2 separate regions of the Homo sapiens genome follow, and region 1 is linked to region 2. A link is a loop called in an ENCODE intact Hi-C map of the cell type or tissue named here. Cell type or tissue: IMR-90. All regions are shown on one strand. Each heading gives the region's core, and the rest is flanking DNA. Links, peaks and the distances in the headings are about the cores only.

The links. Hi-C counts contacts between places; a loop is a spot of excess contacts. Peaks named below come from ENCODE experiments on the same cell type or tissue, not always from the same donor. Only the 100,000 strongest peaks of a DNase experiment are listed, where the experiment ranks them.
Region 1: a loop joins it to region 2, with 2.7 times the contacts of the local background. A loop is called at or near these places in 1 of 110 quality-filtered maps.

The regions. Positions count from the first base shown.
Region 1 is chr1:238,481,276-238,488,233 of GRCh38, forward strand. LINC01139 (long intergenic non-protein coding RNA 1139) reads right to left here and starts at 4,742. Exons shown (of 2, transcript NR_015407.1): 1 at 4,510-4,742; 2 at 1-406. In IMR-90, for the core only: no CTCF peak of the experiment used is centred there; a DNase peak (open chromatin) is centred at 3,946; H3K27ac peaks cover 959 bases.
Region 2 is chr1:238,405,049-238,412,006 of GRCh38, forward strand. The region is part of intron 3 of LOC105373220 (a long non-coding RNA gene); the gene reads left to right. Among named protein-coding and RNA genes, the nearest start is that of LINC01139, 77 kb to the right of the region's middle. In IMR-90, for the core only: no CTCF peak of the experiment used is centred there; a DNase peak (open chromatin) is centred at 4,283; H3K27ac peaks cover 266 bases.

The sequences.
Region 1 (6,958 bases), core at 1,671-5,670, 76 kb after region 2:
AGGGAAAAACGGGGAAACAGGGATGCTCTGCAAAGCCGGAGTCCCTGCTAGAGCGCTTCCTGCCAAGCCGGTGGAATTTCAGGTTCCACACAGGAAGAGGAGGGGCCAGGCTGCTCCCAGCTACAAATGTCATCAACTTCCTGAGGTTCCACCCTAGTGCACAGGCCAGATGGAGTTTTCCAGAGACCCCCTCCCACCTGGCTGTCTTATTCCCCCGTCTAAAGAAGTACATATAACTGCTGTTAGAATAAGGATAAGCGTAAGAATGAAGACCAGTGTTAACTGCTTCCTGATGACAGGGGGCACTGTTTTGGGGAAGCATCAGTCAGAGGCCCATGTAAGGGTTCCCCGCAGAAGGGGCCATCCTCAGAGGCTCTGGTTGGGTGACTGGTTGGAGTTTGATGGCCTGAAGGCAAGAACAGACGAACCAGGTTATTAGAAAACATGTATCAGAATGAAACAAGGGGAGGGGTAAGGAGAGCTCAAAAATCCCGAGGCCTTTTACCAGTTTGCAAAGGGAGAAGGAGGCCAAAAGCTTGACCGGTAAAAAAAAACTTCACCCTTTTGCCGGCACACTGGGCTTCTGTGTTCCCTTCCCCTGAGCCTAATCTCAAGCCAACCAGTTCAAGGTTTGGGAAATTAACTCTTTCCAGTTTGGAGGATGCATCTGAGATGAGTGTCCCATAGTACAGGGACACAATTACCTATCTGTGAAGAAAAGACAGAGAAGGGGAAAGGAAAAGAGAAGGCATTTTTTAAAGGAGTCCCAGGGATTCAGGATGCATTTGAAAGGGGTACAGAGTGAAGATGAATGGCTACCCATCTAGAAAGGTGAGCAGGCATCCATGGTTCCCTTCACTTCCTAACAGATACCCGGGGTACTTCAGGGAGTGATGGAAGAGCGTCCTTTTTCCATCTGCTGTCCTTGCATCCCCAAGTTCTGGAGAACTTGGCAAGTGCCACCATGAGTACCAAAGCGGCTTGCACCCATGAAGCTGGGGGGCCTAGAGAATAGGAATTATCTGCTTTCACCTATACCTCTATCACCCCTACTGTAAGTAGCCTTGGAGTTCCCTAGACCTCTTTCATGCCATGGATATTAACGTGGCCTTTATCCATGAAACAAGAAGCCTGGGTTGGCTTAATGGGCAGGAATCAGCTACACTCACTTGTGCTGTGCCTTTTAACTTCCATTATTGTCTGCCTCCGGATCCCTCAGATCCAGTTTGACCCAAAGCTTGGGATTGCATGGACTCCTTATGATAAGCTGAATGCTAAGGTAAAGCTGTGGAAGTGAGTCCTCTTCCAACAAGGGAGAGAAAAGGATGTCTTGTGACACACCCAGATAACTGGTGGCTATGGTTATGCCTGCTAGGGTTTCGGTGCGTGGTGCTTGGCTTTGGTTAGGGCTCTTGGTCTTACTCTCCCAAAAAGGAAACTTGCTAGTGATGGACATTCTATTTATTCCCATCACCTGGCAGGATTTGCAGGATAATTGCTCAGAACTAGAATATTGATCCAGATTTCTACATTACCAGATAACACCCCTCTTGTTCTTTCTGAGCTGCAGCTGGGGATTGCTGGTTGGTTCACAGGAATAAGCAGGGTTAGTCTAAAAATGTAGGCAAAAACTTAAAAACAACTAGTGAGTTTAGAATTTAATGACAAATGTATAACTTTTGAAACATAATTTCTCTCCAGTCCTCACTTTTGTTAAGAAAAAAAAACCATGATAAGACCGAGTGTTTTGCAAAATAGACTTTAGCCTTATACTTGGCCTGATTATTTGCATAATAATTATTTCTACACAGGCCTTTTAGATTGGCTTTGATGGAACTCTGTTCCTCAAGGGATCTCAGATAAGACCTTTTAAAGCCATCCTAGCCATGGGTTTATTCTCAAATACATGTGAGTTGGGTCATCCTCTCCTCTTACGGTCCCAAGATAAACTTGGAGCTCCTGGACCTGTTAGAAAGTGACACTCTTTACTGATCACAGGTCAGGAACCCTATACAGGGACTGAGTATGAGGACAGCTTCCGCATGGGGCTTTTATTGGCTCTGCAAGTCAAGATTGACTCCGTAAAGGGAAGTATGCCCTTCCAGTCAAAGCCTTGGTAAAATAACCAGTTTTTCCAATTGTTTTCTGTTGCAAAAGAAAAATGGATTCTTATTGCACTGATGCAAACAACTATATTGCCATAAGAATACTCACAGGTAGTTTCCAAATTCTAGAGGAACCAGGCAGAGAGAAACAAACATGCTACAAATTTTGATCACAGGAGTGTATACTTTCCTTATTAATGACTGTAAATAGTTCAAAATAAGTTTCCTTGACTGTGAAAAACAAAACAAGGATCAGCAATATTCCAAGCAAAAGTCAAAAAGATTTGCTTCAGCTTCCTGAGTTCAGTCCATCTAGTTAACTCGTTTTGCTTGGTATTTGTGAATATTTCAGCTCTTTATGAGCCCCATAAATTTTCCTTTATTTCAATGTTACAATCTCAAAAGCTTTCAGAAGCCTGTATTTGAGAGCACCACCTAAAGTTCTATAGCTTATTATAAACCATCTTTTGAAAAGGATTAAAGCAAGACAACAATTGTCTGTGAATAGCAAAATGCCCAGGGTAGTGACAGTTAGAAACACAACTGACAAAAATGTTTGGGTATCTCTGTGGTTTGCAATAACTTAACCTTAATTATGATTGGTAGCATATACTTAGACATTAGAATTTTAGAAATCTCATACAATGTTGGAACATATATTAGCATTATTTACCAAGATATAACCTAAAGAAGACTGAACATCATTTTGGCAATCCCATGTACCTAAACATGTCAAATAATTCTGTTTACCTCTCTTCTCTGGACACTTCAGGGGCCCTGTCAAACTACTCAAAAAGCCAGGTGCCGGGGAAGACAATTTTGAAGCTCAAGTTTGATTTTGGGAAGGCTGTTAAATGTTCAAGGTTTAAAACACTTGATATTATGAAACAGAATTCCAGATTACCACAAATTATTTGTTTTGCAAAAATGATGACTCAGAAAACGTAAAGAAGCAAAAACCTTTTATAACCCTTTACAGATTTTGCCAAAGAGCAGCTAATGCCATAGGAAACCTTTGTTAGGCTTTTATTTCAATGCTCAATTTACAGAAAAACCATATAATACGGTTTTTTGAATTTAGTCAATATGTTCACACAGAGAACCTCTTCGGCAAGGTTAATTTTCACAATTCTTCCATCACTTCTTTGAACCCTCAGCTTTTTAATAATTTAATTCAAAACAATCCTTTAACCCTAGGCAAAAATTTACATTTTCATGCCTTCTTATAACCTTTTACTAAAAAACATACTTCACTGTTCTTACACTCCTTGCATGCAAATCTATTTCCAGTAGTCTCAATTACATGTTATAATGGTAACTCCTAGTAATTTTTAACAATAATTTAAAACCTGGTAAATTGTTTTAATTGTGTGCTAACTGTAGCCAAGGTTTGCCTTCTTAGTTAAGGAGGTGATTAGTTCCATATGTCCCCAGGCCCTACCAGCCGTGAAGCAGAGGAGACAGACAGTTTTCAAAACCCAAAAAGCAGTTTGTAACCTTGAAACACTTAGCAAACCTTGCATCTTACCTACATTTTACCAATAATCTTTAGGGGCTGTTTTGATTTCTCAAAGATTAAAGTCATGCGAACTGAAAGGTACCACAGCTTTTAACTTCCCTTAAAAAATACTTGATCCAAGTGCTTGTCTTCTTTAGGACAAATTAATTAGAGATCTTTTTAAAGACAGCACACACAGTATACACACACACACACAGGCATTAGAAAATCCAGTTGCTGGGTGAGGCCCTTTAAGAGACAGGGCTAGGAAAACATGCAGATATCAAACCAGAGAGGGCTCATCCTCTGAGGCAGGATTGCTCAACAAACCTTGCCAAGCAGTTACTGGTCACGCCCCCAGGATGTAAAACAAGATGGAGGCTTGCAGCACACACCATACAGACATGCAAAGCACACCAGGATTGGCCACGGCCCAAGACTAGCCCTACAAATCCTTTTCCACAATTGAAGCTTTACAGAGACTAAGTTCACTGCTGACTGGGTGTGAAGAGGAGAAAAAAAAAGGGGTTTAAAAATGCCTGGGGAAGAACCTCTTACTCTTACCCAAGTGGTTCCTCCACCAGGGAGACAAGTTTAATTGCTGTGGGTCAGAGCTGGCCTCCCCGGTGCAGGGAGGAGGAGATCCCATGAGTGCGTGGCAGAAAACGCCAGCCACTCATGACGCCTTGAGCCAGGTATCCCAGCCCCGGCAGGGAAGGGAGGGCGGTGGGGAGCCGCTGCTCACCCGTTCCTTCCAAAAAAGGGAGAAAAGGCTGTGAAAAGGCCCCTAACCCTAGGAGTAATAGGGGGTGGTGGCATGGTTTCCTCTACCCTCAGAAGCCGGAGGATGAGAGGGCTCAGGAGAGAGAGGGAAGGGAAAGAATTATTGGCATGCATTTCACTCACTGTTTGTAGAGCCTCCACAGTGCGTACCAAAGATGTCGCAGGACTTTTCCTTAGTTCAGCTGAAGACGGGGTCCTTGTCTGTCCCATGGCCACAAAAATTTAGGCTCACAGGCTGTTTGAAGGGTGAGAGAAGCAGGACTTTTTTGGGTGAAAAGGAAAAATGGGGGAAACAGCGATCCTCCATAAGGTCAGAGTCCCTGCTAGAGAGCTTCTCACCCACAGCTTGAATTCCAGGTTCCACACAGAAAGAAGAGAGGCCAGGCTCCTCCCCGCTGCAAACAGCATGAACTTCCTGAGGTTCCACCCCAGTGTGCAGGCCGGTTGGAGTTTTTCTGGGGATCCGCTCCCACCTGGCTGTCTCGCATGCTTTTTTTCTTTTTCCTTTTTTTTTTTAGTGAAAGTTCATACTCTGGCTAAATGTACAGGAATTCCAGAATATTAAATTCCAGTGGTGATTGCCTGTCAGGGAGGTAATGGGAGGTGATAGAGAGTGAATACAGTCATGGCATATTTTTTCTTTAAGCTCTATATCTTGTTATACAATTTGTTTTCCTGACCTATCTGGAATTTCCCTGCTCTCATAACAGCTTCCCCATGATCCATTCATACCAGCTGGAAAATTCTACTTGGACTTGTTAGTGTTAAGTCTTTGAGGAATAGCCTCCTTAAGGAAACAGCAGAAATGTCATTTTGTTTATTCTTATGGCATCCAGAATCCTGTTTTACTGAAAAGTTTAATGCCACGTTCTTGGATCATTGTGGCTTCCATTCCCAGAGCCTCTGCTGCTTGTCCTCAGGGTGTTTCCGTGGCTTGAAACCCTATTAAAAATCCTTCCCTGCTTAATTGTTTTAAGCAGCTTCTTTTGAGGATCTCTTATCTATTAGTTAGTAAAGACAAATCTTCCTTCCCTTCACATTCCCTTGTTTGAAACAACTCTTTATGTATTTTTGGCACTTAATTATTTAATTATAAGTGAATATAATTTTTTAAAGAAAGTCAGTTGACAGTTTCTTTGGGGGCATTTATTTTTTTTATTTTATTTTTGGTCGGAGGATGTTTATGCTGGGATTCATTCTGATTTCCTTCTCCTTCCTTGCCCTGACATGTCCCCAGAATGCCTCCTCTTCTAAAGTCAAGATGATCACCTTAATTTCCTGCCCTTCTATGGCAAGTTAACACAACCTTCTCCAAATCTGGGCCCAGGCCCTGAAAAGCTCTTGATCACTCCTATAGTAAGAAGGCTGCAGATGTTTTCCCTAGGCTTGGGCTTGGGTAGATGCTGTTGATGGCTACAAGTTCAGAGCTCTTTTCTAGAGATGTAAACTCATTTTTAAGTTTTCCTACTCACCCACCAGGAGACTTTTTCTATTTACTAGGAGCGGGAAATTAATGCAGAAAAGACGGTGAGGGACTGATTTCTGTAGTGTAGCAATGTAGGGGGTAGGGGAAATGTGTAATTCTTAGTAGCCTAAGTGCCTGCAGTAGAAACGTTATGGACCGTACCAGTGTGCAAATGAAAAACTCTGCATTAATACCCATGCAATGTTCATGTTGTCACCAGATTTGATTCTAGAAACATTTCCTACAGGACTGTTTACTGCATTTTATTGTTGAATACTCTCAGCTTCAGGTGAAACACACTGAAGTGTGAAATGGTCAATTATAACTGGATAAACAAAGTTGCTTGGATAAAATATTATTAAACTGGGTGGGTGGTTGTTTAGTGTTCATTTTTCTTTATCTCAGGGCAGGGGGTATACGGAGTAGAAGAAGGGTTTGGCACTTTAGGAAGATGACTTTGTGAGCAAATTCACAGTTACCAAGACCAAAAAGACCTTATAAGTCAATTTCATGCTGAGTTGTTTAAAACCATTTTCACATCAAATATTTCATAACTTCCCTACTCTGTAGAATCTTTCAAAGTTTGAATTTCTATGAGGTAGACCTTACACGATATTCCCCCTTTAATACCATTGGAGAATTAATTTAATCTTGGGAAATACTCTCAAACATTGATACTTTGGAAAGTAAATTCAGAAGGGAATATCAGGAACATAATTTTAAATGGTTTTTAATACATACCCCTGAAGCTTGAGATAGGTATCACACTTTGATGCATATCCTGTGTTTGCTGAAATATCACTTATGAAACCTGTGATTCCTTGACTGAGAGCTTCATTTAGTATCTTATTTATGATTTGCTAGCTGATGGTGCTCCAAAGAAGTGCTTATCTCAAGCCGTATGAGTAATATTTCTGAAGTATTTTTTGAGATCATAGCAGATAGGAATTTCTGACAGTATAGACTGGTATTTTCTGGGACATCTGCCTGCAATTAGAATTTTATTTGGGACTAAATTTACCCAAGATTGGGAAACAAACTTTCTCCTTGTAACTCTCCTATTCATTTTTCAAGTAGTAATGTCATCCTTCAGACACTTTCAATTAG
Region 2 (6,958 bases), core at 1,860-5,859:
AATAAATATTTGCTGTAGGAACGACTCCAAAAAATTTTGTATCTTTTCTTCACATCTTCTTATGGTGTACTCTCTGATTTGTTAACATTTTTACAACATGAGCTTATTCTATTCTCATAACAAAGCTGCAACCTACATTATGCAAATGTATCTCCATTTCACATATAAATGTTATACTTTAAAGGGATTAAGCAAGTTGCTTAAGATTAGTCAGACCTCAGTGCTATCATTCTAAATCCGTGCTACTGCATAATTCAATAAAAATAATGCTAAATTTTTGCTTTATGAAATTTGTAAAAAAAAAACTCCCCTAAACTTTTTGTCCACTGGTTGATAATAAAAGAAAAAAGAGTCCTACAAATACAAATAACTCAGATTTTTTTCATTTCTTTCTTTCTCAGCATTTATGATTGATTCATGAAAGATTATTGAGTACTACATTGAATTATTCACTGGCATTAGAACATATAATGTATGGGGGTTACTGCTTTTTATGTCCACATACAACATCACAAACTGAATATTCTGGTAGACGTCTAACAGTATTGTATTCATGATCATATTCAAAATGATTAGTTGTAAGCTAAGCCTTTGGATTTGCATGCTTATTTGGTTTTAAACCAACTGAACACTACAATTTGAATGCTTTTTGTTTTAGCTAAAGAATAACCTATTAACTTTTCCTGGAAATGTATGGAATCAGGCAATACAAAAAGGAATAACGCTGAGAAGCACTATTAGAGTCAGGATGCGTAAAGGACTGGGGTGAACTCAGTATGATTTGGGAGCAGGTGTTAAATAGACAAGAATCTACCATAGTCCCTTAAAGCAGTATTGCAATACATCTCTGGTTCCCTCACTATTTATATTTCCATTCCTTTCATATTTTCTCAGATGTTTCTATCTGCTATTACTCAAGTCATTCCCAGTTATGAATTTTCCTATGACTTTGATTACAGGATGTAATCTGCTGCATTATATAGTAGACATGAATATAATCTGCTGCATTATATATAGCTACTAATAGGAGGTTCTCACTATTTTTAGGCAAATTCTTGTTGTTCCCTGTTCTTTTTTGACACAAATCTTTGACCTCCCTTTAATTGCATTGATTGTTTCTAACCCTGGCTGCCTTCTCTGTACCCATTGTCTTATAGGCCAGTGCACTACAGCTGTCTCATTTGTATAATTCAACAAATGTTCCGAGAGATAGAATTGTGAACACCATTGTTTCTAGCTGTAAATAGAAGCAAGTTGCTTGGTGTGTTTCTGGGTAATTTCATCTGTGGTTTCCATTCAGATACTCTTACAAATGGTCTTGTTTCAGAAACAATTTAGTTCCTCCCTCCTCAGCCCTATCTCACTAAAATGTATGTGATACATAAACTTAGCAAAAACTCACTTCTATTTAAATTTGCCAGTTCTAGCTCTTTGTTCTATTCACCTTTATTGTCTGCTTACCTCCTTGTAATGCTCTAATTTATATAAGTAAAGATCTTGAACACTGGAAGGCAGCAAATTACACAGGACCTGTCTAGTCTTGAAGAGCAGATGTGATGTCTTACTTTTGCAACCCCACAGTTCCTAGCACGGTGTGTGCAGATTGAATAAGTAGATATCTGTGAGTTATATTACAACATTTTAAAATTCCACCACGCTTATCAAAGTGGGAACAGGATGCACATTTCAACCTGCAGCCTCATTTTTTCTTTTTTCTAATTTGTTTACCTCTCAGTTATCACTTTCAAGTTTTCACTTTCACAGTGTAAGCCTGTAACAGTGAGCAATAAGCTTTTCTCTCTTTATTATTACCCAAGCTAATGCCATACATATTGATTAAAATATGAAAGGTGAGAAACACGTCATTCACCTTGTAGAATTTTTGAGAAATATTTGAAGTGTTAATCAGTCAAATGATAATGAATACCAACTATCTAGTAACTAATAACTTCATCTAGTGGTAGTAATAATACTTTACATATATTATTCCATTTAATCCTCAAGACAGCTTAGTGTTGAGTATAATATTATTACTGTTATTTTACCAATGAAGTAAATTAGGTTTATAATGGTTAAATAACTTGCCAAAGATCACAGAGCAATCAAAAAAACCAAGTTGAATTCAAACCAAAAGTGTATCTGAGTCCAGAGCCTGTCCTCTTCCAAACTGTAATACTTCAAACAATATTACATTAAGGTTTATGCTTTTGAGTGGCTTCATAGGTTATATATAATGTGTCCAAATCCAAGTTGGAAAGAACAATTCAAGTTAATAATTTCTATTTTGATAATGTGTGTAGCACAGTACATTCCTCAAGAGAATTTATAATCAATAACCTTTCCATATGAAGGTTAAAAAAATTTGGACAAGGCCAGGCGCAGTGGCTCACGCCTGTAATCCCAGCACTTTGGGAGGCCGAGGCAGGCAGATCACGAGGTCAGGAGATCGAGACCACCCTGGCTAACACGGTGAAACCCCATCTCTACTAAAAATACAAAAAATTAGCCAGGCGTGGTGGTGGGCGCCTGTAATCCCAGCTACTCGGGAGGCTGAGGCAGGAGAACGGCGTGAACCCGGGAGGCAGAGCTTGCAGTGAGCCGAGATCGCGCCACTGCACTCCAGCCTGGGCGACAGAGCGAGATTCCATCTCAAAAAATAAAAATAAAAAAAAAATTTGGACAAGGACAAACAGGGCTCTGGTAGAAGGCAGATTGTGGTAAGTTTGATTAAGGATATTTGTAATGCCCTGGGGAATCTTGAGGAAGGAGAGAAGTGTCACTATCTTTTAGAGAGTGTCACTCCTTGGGCATTGGGGTGAAGAAAGAGGAAGAGACAGGTATCTTTGCTAACAGTGGTGGAACATCTCACTAAATGGGCAGGAGTCTAACAAAAGGGAAGAGAAAATAAAGCGTGAAAAAGCATTTCAGACAGAAGAAAGAGGATGGAGTGAGGTACACAAATAAGAAATTTGTAAACCCTAAAAGCATAAATTAGGCAAGAGACTAGAAAGAGCGAAGAGCCTAGTTTTGGAAAAGAAAGAAAAATATCTGATAGTTATTTTTTAATGTGGCTCAGGAAAGAAGAAGCAAGTCAAATCCAAACACAACAGCCAGATGCTTCATGTAGTCTGTGATAGAGATCAAGGCTATGATTAGAAGATGTTTCAGGGTATTGAGAAGAGTATACAACTTAGAAATAACTCTAGGTTGTATACTCTTCTCAATACCCTGAAACATCTAATCATAGCCTTGGTCTCTATCACTTAGAAATAACTCTAAGCCAGGCACGGTGGCTCACACCTGTAATCCCAGGACTTTGGGAGGCCGAGGTGGGTGGATAACTTTAGGTTAGGAGTTTGATACCAGGCTGGCCAACATGGTGAAACCACATCTCTACTAAAAATACAAAAAGTAGCCAGGCATGATGGCACGCACCTGTAATCCCAGCCACTTGGGATGCTGAGGCACAAGAATCGCTTGAACCCGGGAGAGGGAGGTTGCAGTGAGCCGAGAATGAGCCACTGCACTCCAGCCTGGGTGACAGAGCAAGACTCTATCTCAAAATTAAAAAAAAAAAAAAAAAAAAGAGAACTCTAGCTTTCATAAGACACATAGTGTTGAATATGAAATGATATTCATTTAATGCCAATTTTATTGACATCCATTAACTTTATTAAATGCCAAGTGTAGTTTGACATAGCCAGTTACACTTGTGTTAATAAAAACAGCAATTACAACAACGCAACTGTTCCACGGAGCAGATTTTAGGATCTGGAACCAGTAGCCAGTAAAGCTCTTTGAAGGAAGATGATGGTTCCTATCTCCCTCAACTGAAACCACCTTTGCAAAATTATGACAGTGAGAAAAATCTGACATAGTTGACTCCATGTTGCTTCTTACTCCCAAGCTGTTCATGGTTATTCCTGGACATGGACCAAGCTGACTTTGGGAGTAATTTAGTTTATAGTTTAACCTTAAAGCAAGGATGATGATAGCCCTTCCCAAAGCTAAATCAGTTTTGTAAAACTAATAAAAGTCCGCAAGGTTAATATTAGGAGAGGGGCCTGAATTCTTCTAAGATGTAGGTGTAGTTAAATGATAACCAGCCATTGTTCTGGAAGTCACAAGATGTGTAACTTCCCCAGTTACTCCTGTAGATAACGTCACTATTGTAGAATATACATTGGCCTTTTGAGAGGTCTTTTCAGACTTTTTGCATTTCTGATGACCAGCTGACTCTACCCAGGCCAAGGATTCATGATTCAATCATTCCTGTGGCTCCCACCCGGAGGCTGAGTCAGCCAGTGTGGACTGTTTTCCACACCTCTATGATTTCATTCCCAGCCACACAACATTCCCCATTCCCTAGCCTTGACCACCAAAATATCCTTGAGAAACCCTAACCTCCTGAGCCTTCTGTGAGAAATTGATTCAAGTAAATAACTGTCTCCCAAGTGGTATTGCTGGCCTTGCCTCAATTATACTCTTTCTTCACTGCAGTGCCATGGTCTCAGTGAACTGGTTTTGTCTTTGCAGTGGGCAGGAAGATCCCACTGGACGATTACACAACTTGGATGTCACAGCCACTCAGGGACTGCCATAGGTGGGTGACTCATTTCAGTTTCTGAGGTCACCCATTTAGTGGCAATGAAATCATTTCTGCTTTTCCTTCCTGTGAATCCACTACTCCCACTGCTGGAATATTAATTCAAGTGGAGCTACAAGATGCAAAGATCATAGAGCAGGCTTAAAGCTGATCCATGCCATTCTTTTAAAAAGGTTGGAAAGTGAATTTGTAACTTTGGCAACAGAAAGGTATTTTTCAATCACAATTTACAGAATTGTCTTGGTTGTATTGTTGTCCTTTGGTAAGTTAAAGCATGTTGTGCTAAAATGTTACTCCCCAAGGACTAAGAATTGCCTCAATACATTCTGTTTTATGCCTATTGCACGTACTCGCGTGGGAACTTTATAAATATTATTCTAATTAGAAAGCCTTGAATATCTATTGCTCTAGGAGACTCAGGATCCTTTATTAATTCATGATGTGGTTCAAGCTAGCTGTGAAGTTATGGGAGTGTGAATAAGTATCATCAACTCCAGATGTCTTATGTAATACAGACCACAGTGATGAATGAGACCTTCCTGCAGTCATGCCAAACAATCTGTTGAGAGATGTTGATTTAATAACTTTCTTAAGGAAAGCACAGTGCAAGCTACCGGCCGGGGGAGAGGGAGAAGAATTAGTTGCAGATCCTACCCCAGAGAAATACAAACTAGTGCAACAGAGAAGTGTGCTTCTGTGTTTAAAATGGCACCGATTATTTTCCCCCAAGCACTATATTAAATGTGAGGACTTTAGTAAACCCATTGTTTGCTTCCTTTTGGATTGTTGAGAGTCCAAAGCAATTAATGCAACTTTTAAGGTATTCTAGGCAAATGTTTTACCTAATGAGAAAAAACAACAACACATTTGTATTTGCACATTTATTGAGGAGAAAGCAATTGAACTCTAGTAAGTTTTTTTTTTTTTTCTCAGAGTACTGAATATTTTATCTTTAATTCCTAAGTCACAATAACCTGGAGAATGTTAATTAGTTCATTTGGTTCTTCTATAAATATTTTCTTTTTAAGAGGTACAATGGCCTGGTGCGGTGGCTCACACCTGTAATCCCAGCACTTTGGGTGGCCGAGGCGGGTAGATCACGAGGTCAGGAGTTCAAGACCAGCCTGACCAATACGGTAAAACCCTGTCTCTACTAAAAATACAAAAATTAGCTGGCGTGGTGGCACGTGCCTGTAGTCCCAGCTACTCAGGAAGCTGAGGCAGAAGAATTGCTTGAACCTGGGGTTGCAGTGAGCCAAGTTTGCGCCACTGCACTCCAGCCTGGGTGACAGAGTGAGACTCCGTCAAAAAAAAAAAAAAAAAAGTATAATGTTTGAGGCACACAACACTCTGGTTCAAGGTAGAAATTCTACATACACACACATATTAACAAAAGGAAACATGACGATGGGGTCCTTGATGGACAACAATATCAGTTGGGTATGCTACCATAAGCCAGTTTTCCAGTTTGTTCTGTTTAATTATTGCTCTATTAAAAACCCATTCTATTTTAGTTCAGTGAAGATGGTAAAAAATGGAAAATTTTATTTTGAACCCTTGAAAGAGCATTGGTTCTCTCACAATTACTACTGATGGAAAGAACGGAATGGCACTCATAACTTGTGACAGATAATGTGAAATACAGGGTAACATTAGCGGGCTTCCTCATATAAGTTCACACCAGACATCTTACTATTGTGGAAATGATATTTTCAGACTTTTAGTGCTAGGAATTCCATTAAACTAACCTAAAGATGCTTAGAGGATGCATACATATTAATAAAACTCATAAACAACAAAACATGTATAAAATTCCCTAAATTACCATGAGAAATACAACTTCCATGCAACTGGTTAACCGTTTGTTTCTCATTCTCTCAGTTAGCAAATACATCCTTTTAAGATATCAAATAACCATTAATTGCTTGATAGCATCGAATATTCTGAATGGACAGTCTCATCATGCATGCATATTCAGGTCGGGATAGTTATACTGAAGTCCTGTATCTGTTCATCAAAACCTTCACCTAGTCATCTAGAGATACACTGACAGATATTTACTGTCAATCCTCCTAAAGATTTGCTTCATGCATACTTGCTCACCCTTCAGTTACTGTCATAATACTTAAAATGATGAACCGCAAATCAGTTTGTTGAGGGAGGCACTGAAGTAGAGTGTTTAACACAGACCACCATTTACCGATTAAGTGACCTTGGGCCCATTACATAACTGCTCTTGACACTAACTCATTCATCTGCTTACTTAATAAGCATTTACTAAGTGGACTAGGTTCTAAGTACTGTAGGAGGCACTTGATGAGGTGGTGGGAGTGAGAAGATTCTAAGATGTTC